2 separate regions of the Homo sapiens genome follow, and region 1 is linked to region 2. Evidence: chromatin contacts called from ENCODE Hi-C or POLR2A ChIA-PET data. All regions are on one chromosome and are shown on one strand. The core of a region is the stretch at or near the end of the contact, and the rest is flanking DNA. Distances in the headings are between cores, read along the strand shown. Region 1 holds the start of SERPING1 (serpin family G member 1). Region 2 overlaps SLC43A1 (solute carrier family 43 member 1).

The links. A loop is a pair of places that touch in the nucleus more often than their neighbours do. ChIA-PET counts read pairs that join two places held with the same protein, here RNA polymerase II (POLR2A). Pooled maps may share reads with other maps.
Region 1: a pooled map shows a loop between it and region 2 (2.8-fold over the local background). The contact joins the promoter of SERPING1 here to the enhancer-like site in region 2. A Hi-C loop is called at or near these places in 3 of 50 pooled maps. POLR2A ChIA-PET finds 5 or more read pairs at or near these places in 5 of 52 experiments (BJ, HepG2 and WTC11).

Annotation. Positions count from the first base shown.
Region 1 is chr11:57,595,305-57,599,030 of GRCh38, reverse strand. SERPING1 (serpin family G member 1) reads right to left here and starts at 1,346. Exons shown (of 8, transcript NM_000062.3): 1 at 1,309-1,346; 2 at 710-782. The coding sequence starts at 760.
Region 2 is chr11:57,497,849-57,501,725 of GRCh38, reverse strand. SLC43A1 (solute carrier family 43 member 1) reads left to right here. Exons shown (of 15, transcript NM_003627.6): 3 at 397-574; 4 at 683-738; 5 at 871-947. Among named protein-coding and RNA genes, the nearest start is that of SLC43A1, 16 kb to the left of the region's middle. RefSeq lists enhancers at 115-888, 889-1,664. Within about 2 kb of position 2,010, at least 25 of the 41 ENCODE cell types and tissues checked have a DNase peak (open chromatin) inside an H3K27ac peak, as active enhancers do.

The DNA.
Region 1 (3,726 bases), core at 97-2,596, 98 kb before region 2:
GGGGTCAAAACAAGGTCTCTGATTCCAAACTCCCTGCTCATAACTACATCATCTGCTGAGTATGTGATACCAACTTGCGCGTGCACACACACACACACGCACATACACACACCCCTACCTACCTTTCTCCTGGGATCCTGCACTTCTTAGCCTTATTTCTAGTCCATGACCTCCCAGACCACTGGGACCTCTCACTGCTATTGACCCCCACCCAGACCCACGTATGTTTGCTACCATTCTTCCCTGTCTTCACAGGCCCTAGCCTGGGACCACCGTCTGTGTCACAGCAGCCAAACCTCTCCTCCCCACAGCTCTTTTCTACAACAAACTCTTGCTTTGATATCACAAAATGCTTCCCATCTCCTTGCCCTATGTGATCCTCCTGCCAAGCCTGCTTGGTGGACAGGGTGGGATCTGTTTATTCAACATTTTATAAATCAGGAGGAGTAGGCTGAGAAAAGTGACGTCCTCAGGACCACGCTGCGCAGCTCCTACATGGCCCGCCAAGATTAGAACTTGCATCTGTCTGAGTCCTGAGCTCTTTCCACCATCTACGAGTGCGTGTGCAAGGATCACACTCAATGATCCCAAGAGGAGCTCTCCTCATTCCCCGGAGCCTGAAGGGTTAATCCTCAGCCACCGCCCGCACCCCGCACCATCCCGCCTCCCGTCTCCACCCCCGTCCCCCATCCCACAAGGGACCACATACCCCAGCCAGCAGCAGCAGCAGGAGGGTCAGCAGGGTCAGCCTGGAGGCCATCTGGGCGGCGACGTCAGCGGACCTGCGGAGCCAGCCAGCCTCGGAGCCAGCTCCCACCCTGGGAGCCCAGGGGCCCCCACCCCGCCCGGGGCCCGCCCCCATTCCGTCTCAGGCCCCAGTCCCTCTTAGCGAATTCCCTCCTCCTCCCTCCTGGGGCCACCTTCTCCCTGGCTCCTCCCTCTGTTTTGTTTTCCCCAAACCGCTTCCCTTTCCCGGCACCGGCTGGCCCTTCCTCTCCCCGTGGGCCCGGGTCTCTGTCCATCTGTTCAGTCGGAGGGGAGGTGGTGGGAGGGGGAGGGGGTCCTGCTTTAACCAAACAATGAGGCCAGAGGCGTGGGGGAGGGGAGGTCCTGGGGGGCTGAGCACAACAGGCCTGAGGCGGGAGGGGCTGGGGTAGGAGGAGGCAGAAGTCCCAGGTGGAAGCAAGCCTATAGAGACCCCCGAGATCAAGGCGGGCAGGAAGGCGGGGGTGAGGAGACCCCCTCCCTAGACCTCTTCACTCCATGCTTTCCACCCTACTCCCCACCCCTGCCCAGCACCAAACCTACTCCAAACTTCTGGTCACCAGGCAGCTCCAGTGCAGACTGAGTAGAGAGTCCCCCAGGGTCAGGGAGGGTGGGGTGCGGGGGGGGCAGTCTTAGCTATTGGCTGGCCCGGGACACTGCCCAGTTACAAATTAAGGAAGATTGATCGCTGGTGTGAGTTCCTGTAAATCAGGATGGGACGGAATGGGACTGACCGCTTGGTCTTCTTTGTGGGCCAGGCCAGGAATTTAGCCCAAATCCCCTGGTAGGTGGGGTGAACGGGGAAGCTTGGGTGCAGTTCTCAGCTTTACACAACCAAAGCTTCCCCCGCGTCTTCATGAGTAACAATAAAAACAGCATGTACACAAAATGTGCTCCGCAGTTTTTAAAGGAATGAACTTTTTGGAAATTGCTCACCTCCGTTATTCCTCAAAGTAACCCTTTGTGCCCCATTGTACCCATTTGATAGTTAAGATACTGAGCCTTAGAGCAGTGAAATGTCGGGCCCTGATCACCCTCATTTGGAGAAGTATTCTGAAGCCTAATCCCTGCTCCCATCTCCCCTGTGCCCTGTAGGTGTTCTGCCATTTTTGCTCGTAGAGACCCATAATCAGTAGTTCTTTGTATAACAGACAACGGATGTGAGGCACCCAGCTCAACAAGCATTCAACCTAATTAAAAAAAAAAAAAAAAAAAAAGCTAGCCGGGCACGGTGGCTCACGCCTGTAATCCCAGCACTTTGGGAGGCCGAGGTGGGTGGATCACTTGAGGTCAGGAGTTTGAGACCACTCTGGCCAATATGGGGAAACCCCGTTTCCGCTAAAAGTACAAAAATTAGCTGGGCAGTGCAGGCGCGCACATGTAGTCCCAGCTACTAGGGAGGCTGAGGCACAATCACTTGAATCTGGGAGGCAGAGGTTGCAGTGAGCTGAAATTGCACCACTGCACTCCAGCCTGGGTGACAGAGCAAGACTGTCTCAAAAAACAAATAACTAACTAAATAAATATTTAAAAACTTGAAAGCTGGGGTGTATGTGTTTGCGACTAGGGCTCCACAATAGACCTGGCTGGCTGTGTGAGCCAGCAAGTTGCTTTCCCCCTTGACGTCTGGCTGTCCTCGAAATCTGGCTGTCCTCGACATCTAGCTGTCCTCTCAGCATTGCCAGATAAAACACACGAAGTAGGCAGGCCTGGGGGTTCATACCTGTAATCCCAGCCTTTTAGGAGACTGAGGCAGGAGGATCCCTTGAGCCCAGGAGTTCAAGGCTGCAGTTAGCATTGATCATGCCACTGCACTCCAGCCTGGGCAACAGAGTAAGACACTTGCTGTCTCTAAAAAAAAAAAAAAAAACTTACATTGGGATATACTTATGGTAAAAATGCTTACATTGGAATATACTTATGGTAAAATAAATTTTGTTGTCATTGTTGTGTATCTGAAATTCAAATATAATTGGCATTTTGTATTTTTGCTAAATCTGATAACTCTGCCTCATCTGCAAAACAAACAGGTTGTCTCTGATGACCTAATATAGCTATCATGTTCTATCGTCATCTCACTGCAGGCCTATCCTCTGGCTGTGTTTGGAGCATTCAGGAAAGTTTGCTGCTAGCACCAGAACTGCTACTCTAAGGGACTGACCAAGGACAGAAACAGGAGAATATTTGTGTGTCTCCTCGGGGGTCCTTGGACAAGACCCAGAAAGAGTCTTCCCCAGCTTTGTGCTTTATTCTCTGAAGCCACTTGGGAACCTCCTAAACCATGGGAAAGTTATATAACATCAGAGCCATCGTTTGAACAGCTGCACACAAAACAACGTTTCTCCATCCCCAGTGCTCAAGCTGGTGGGCTCAAAGGGACTATGAGCTTGTGGATTCTGGGAAATGGGTCAGCCAAAGGAAAAGAAGGTGGTGGAAAGCAACCTAATTCACTGAGTGCTCACCATGCATTTACATTCATCCTCTCACTAATTCTCATCACCTATGAAGTAGGTGCTATATTAATCCCATCTTAAACAAGTTAAAATGAGGCTCAGAGAAATTAATTGATCTACCTAATATCACAAAGCCAGTAAGTGACAGAGCCAGGATGTGGACCAGGTCTGTTTGACCCAACAGTTCTTTATTAACCCTTACAAATTATTGACACACACCAGGGGCTAACCTGAAGCAGACAGCAAAGGGAATATTCTGGGTACAGCTGCAAGAGTACGATGCTTTGTGGGCCAAAGTTCCAGGGTGAAAAAGCCCCAGTGGAGAGGTTTTCCCAGCTTGTGGGTCTACCTCCTTCAGCCATCTATAATAGCTCTCTGGCCAAAGCCATTCCTGCACTCTGCACATTTAAATGATGTCTGCTTTGTGAAGTCTCCCCTGCCTGCTGAAGCTGGAGCTGAAACTGACTTAATCAGGATGTTTGCGGAATTTCTCCCTAGTGTGGATGTT
Region 2 (3,877 bases), core at 761-3,260:
GCCGGGCCATTTTAATGAATTCTTGTTATAGCCATTAGAGTACCACTCACTGCCTTTGCCTTTGCCTCTAGATATGGGGGCACTTCTTGTTGGGGGTCCACAACCCCCTAAGCTTGGACACTGAGTGCATATTACAACTTAGTAAATACTTTTATGTCCAGTATTTCATTTGAGCTAGTTGAAGCCTCAGGCTGTGTGTGCACAAGACTCTCCCAGGGTCAGGTACTAATGGCTGCCATTTCTGGAGCAGCCCCATCAGAGGAGATGTGACTCTAGGGTACCCCCAAAGGCACTTGGCATGGGATTTGAAAGCAGGCCGCCTGACTGTGGGCTGCTGTCTCCTGTGCCCAGCTGTTCCTGGTGTCATGTGCTGAGCCCTCCCTTCCCCCTCCTCAGCTGAGAGCAGCACCAACACCACCCAGGATGAGCAGCGCAGGTGGCCAGGCTGTGACCAGCAGGACGAGATGCTCAACCTGGGCTTCACCATTGGTTCCTTCGTGCTCAGCGCCACCACCCTGCCACTGGGGATCCTCATGGACCGCTTTGGCCCCCGACCCGTGCGGCTGGTTGGCAGGTGAGGTGGCTGGGCTATGGGGAACGGGAGGACAGGGACCGTGCTGCAGGGGGAGGGGAGGGGGGGTGCTCACAGGCCAACCCCTCGCCCTTCCCTGTGTCTCCACAGTGCCTGCTTCACTGCGTCCTGCACCCTCATGGCCCTGGCCTCCCGGGACGTGGAAGGTGAGTTGTCTGTCCTCTTGTGGCCCCACAAGAAAAGAATAGGTGGGATGAAGGCGGATGTTTACCCCAGCTCCCGCCCTTGGCTTCCCACAGCTCCCCAAATGCCCTCATCTGCTGCTTTCCCCTTTCCAGCTCTGTCTCCGTTGATATTCCTGGCGCTGTCCCTGAATGGCTTTGGTGGCATCTGCCTAACGTTCACTTCACTCACGGTGAGTGTCACAGGCCTGGCCTGGCAGCAGAGTTCCCCCGAGTGGGGTGAGGGCAGAGTGAGTGGGGTGAGGGCAGTATGAATGGGCTGGGGGAGGGGCCTGTGGACGCAGATCACTAGATCAAGTGAGTGTGTGAGAAACTGTGCAGGTGGCTGCAAAGAGCAGGTGTGAGGCTGTGTGTGTGTGGATGAGGCTGTGTGTCGGGGTGTATGTTAATGTGTGTGTTTGTGTGTACAGAGCCCATGAATGTCCATGGAGCTCTGTTCTAGGTCCTGGACTACAGCACAATCAGGACTGACCGAGTCATCCTCCCTGCTGGAGGTTACATTTTGGGGGTGAGGGGCACAGATAACCCAATAAACAAGTAAACTAATAAATTATGTCAGTCGTCATAGGTGCTGGGAAGAAAATAAAACTGGGTAACATGATCTTGAGGGGGAGGGAGCAGCTTGAGATAGCGTGTGCACGCTTGCCATGTCGTGGGAGAGTGGGTGTGTGACCCCGTCCCTGTGAAAGCCATGAGTTGGTAGGTGTGTTTGTGAGTGTACTAGGTTGAACCATATGAAATTGTCGACACCTCGTCGTGCACATGGCTTGACCTATTACATGTGGTGAGTGGTGTATGTGTGTTGCTCAAAGTGTGTTTATTTATGTGAGTGTGTAAACGCGTTAAAGGCTTAGGAGTGTTAAAGGCTTAGGGAGGTTGGAGGGGAAGGTTCCTGGCCGGGCTGGCTCGGACTGTTTATCTCTGAGAAGGGCTGCCTGACTGGGTGGTTTTGGCTGAATTTCACCTCTCCCCAGCAGCCGCCTTTAATTCCAACCGGGGACATTTCACAGCTCTAAAGGAAGGAAGCGGATCCCTTTCTCCCCGCCCCTCTGCGCAGCCCCTTCTCCCTGCTGTGCAACTTGGCCCAGGGCCCTAAATCCCTTCTCTCCGGCGCTTGACCTCAGACCCTCCCTGGCGGCCGGGTGGGGCTTGTCCAGCGGCTCCTCCCTGCTATGTCCCCGCCTCCTGTAATCTCCAGCCAATGGCAGGGTCCGGCGCTGGCACCGCCCCTCAGCCTCTCCCCGCTCCCTCTGGCCGGCCCCGCCCCCTGGGCCGCTGCTCTTGGCCCAGACTTGGACGAGGACGTCCCGTGCTGAGTCTTGCGGGCCCAGCTGCTGTTGCCACGCACGCTGCAAGGCCGCCAGCCCGGGGTTAGCCGGCCGGCCTCGCCTTACCCACGGTACTGGGCGCAGACAGCGTTTGTGGCCCCTTGGAGGGGAGGGGGCCCTGCCCCTCTCCAGGCCTGGCAGCCTTCCGTGGCGTCCTTGGCAGTGGTGCCTCACGGATGCAGGGTGCAGGAAAACCTCTGCCTGAGTGGGTAGAGGTTTTTCCTGAGCCAGCCACTTCAGGGGAAGGGGGAAGGATAATTTAGTTATATGTGTTTAAACACCATTTTTTTTTTTTTTGTTGAGACGGAGTCTCGCAGTGTCGCCCAGGCTGGAGTGCAGTGGCGCGATCTCGGCTCACTGCAACCTCTGCCTCCTAGGTTCAAGCAATTCTCCTGCCTCAGCCTCCCGAGTAGCTGGGACTACAGGTGCACGCCTCCACGCCCGGCTAATTTTTTCGTATTTTAGTGGAGACGGGGTTTCACCGTGTTGCTCAGGCTGGTCGCGAACTCCTGAGCTCAGGCAATCCACCCGCCTCGGCCTCCCAAAGTGCTGGGATTACAGGTGTGAGCCACTGCGCCCGGCCTAAACGCCTTTTTTACCAGAGCTGTTGAGGCCTCCCTTCAGAGTCTCAGTTTCCCCCTCTGTGGAGTGTGTTTAGGCTTTGTACGGATCCTAAGGTCCTTCTCAGCTGTGGGATCTAGTGACTTGGGGAGGATGGTGGGGCCAGAGGAGGGTGTGTGCGAAGGGCATCCTGACTTTGCCTTCCCCTGCCCTGAGGGCTTGGCTGAGGCAGGTGAGTGGAACACATGATCAATTAAATTCTCTCCTGGTGTGGGTTCTGACCCTGCTCTGCGTCAGAGCCACCTCCTCTGGAGACTGTCTGCCCTGGCTCAGTTCCCTCCCTTATTTCCACCCTCACCTCCCAGGATGTGATTTGTCCTGATTAGGCAGAAACTGGGCTGGGACGTCAACCGAGAGGGTTAAGAGGCACTGCCTATTACCGGGACACAGCCATGGTCACAGCCTTGGGTTAGGGCTGGGACAACGACAATGGGGAGAAAGCCATTAATGTGCTCTGTGAACTTGAGTACACTTTTCCTCCCTGGGTCTCAATTGTCTCATCTCAAATGGGTTGGACAAGATCACTGTTTCTTTCTTTTCTTTTCTTTTTTTTTGGGGGGTGGGGACATAGTCTCGCTCTGTCACCCAGGCTAAAGTGCAGTGGTGCGATCTCGGCTCACTGCAACCTCCACCTCCCAGGTTCAAGCGATTCTCCTGCCTCAGCCTCTGGAGTAGGTGGGATTACAGGCGCATGCCACCATGCCTAGCTAATTTTTGTATTTTTGGTGGAGATGGGGTTTCACCATGTTGTCCAGGCTGGTCTTGAACTCCTGACCTCAAGCTTCCCACCAGCTTCGGCTTCCCAAAGTGCTGGGATTACAGGCATGAGCCACTGCGCCCAGCCAAGATCAGTGTTTCTTAAGCACCTATTCCATGTGTTTTTCAGAGGTGTTACGTAACAAACTTGGGAAACCTGGAATTAAACAAAATTAACAAAATGTCTCTCTGAGGGGTGTCTGGGAGCCTTTTTGAAGCTAAAGGGCACTGTGACTGTGTAGGCAGGGGGCAGAGTACAGTTTCCCACATTGATTTTTCTGTTTGTTTTACCTTGGGGCTTTTCTGCTGCGTCTCCTGGGGCTATTGTATGGAGCAGGGCTGGGAATGCTGGGCAAGGGTCACGGTGTCCCCACCTCATGGGTGCTGCTTTCCCTCCT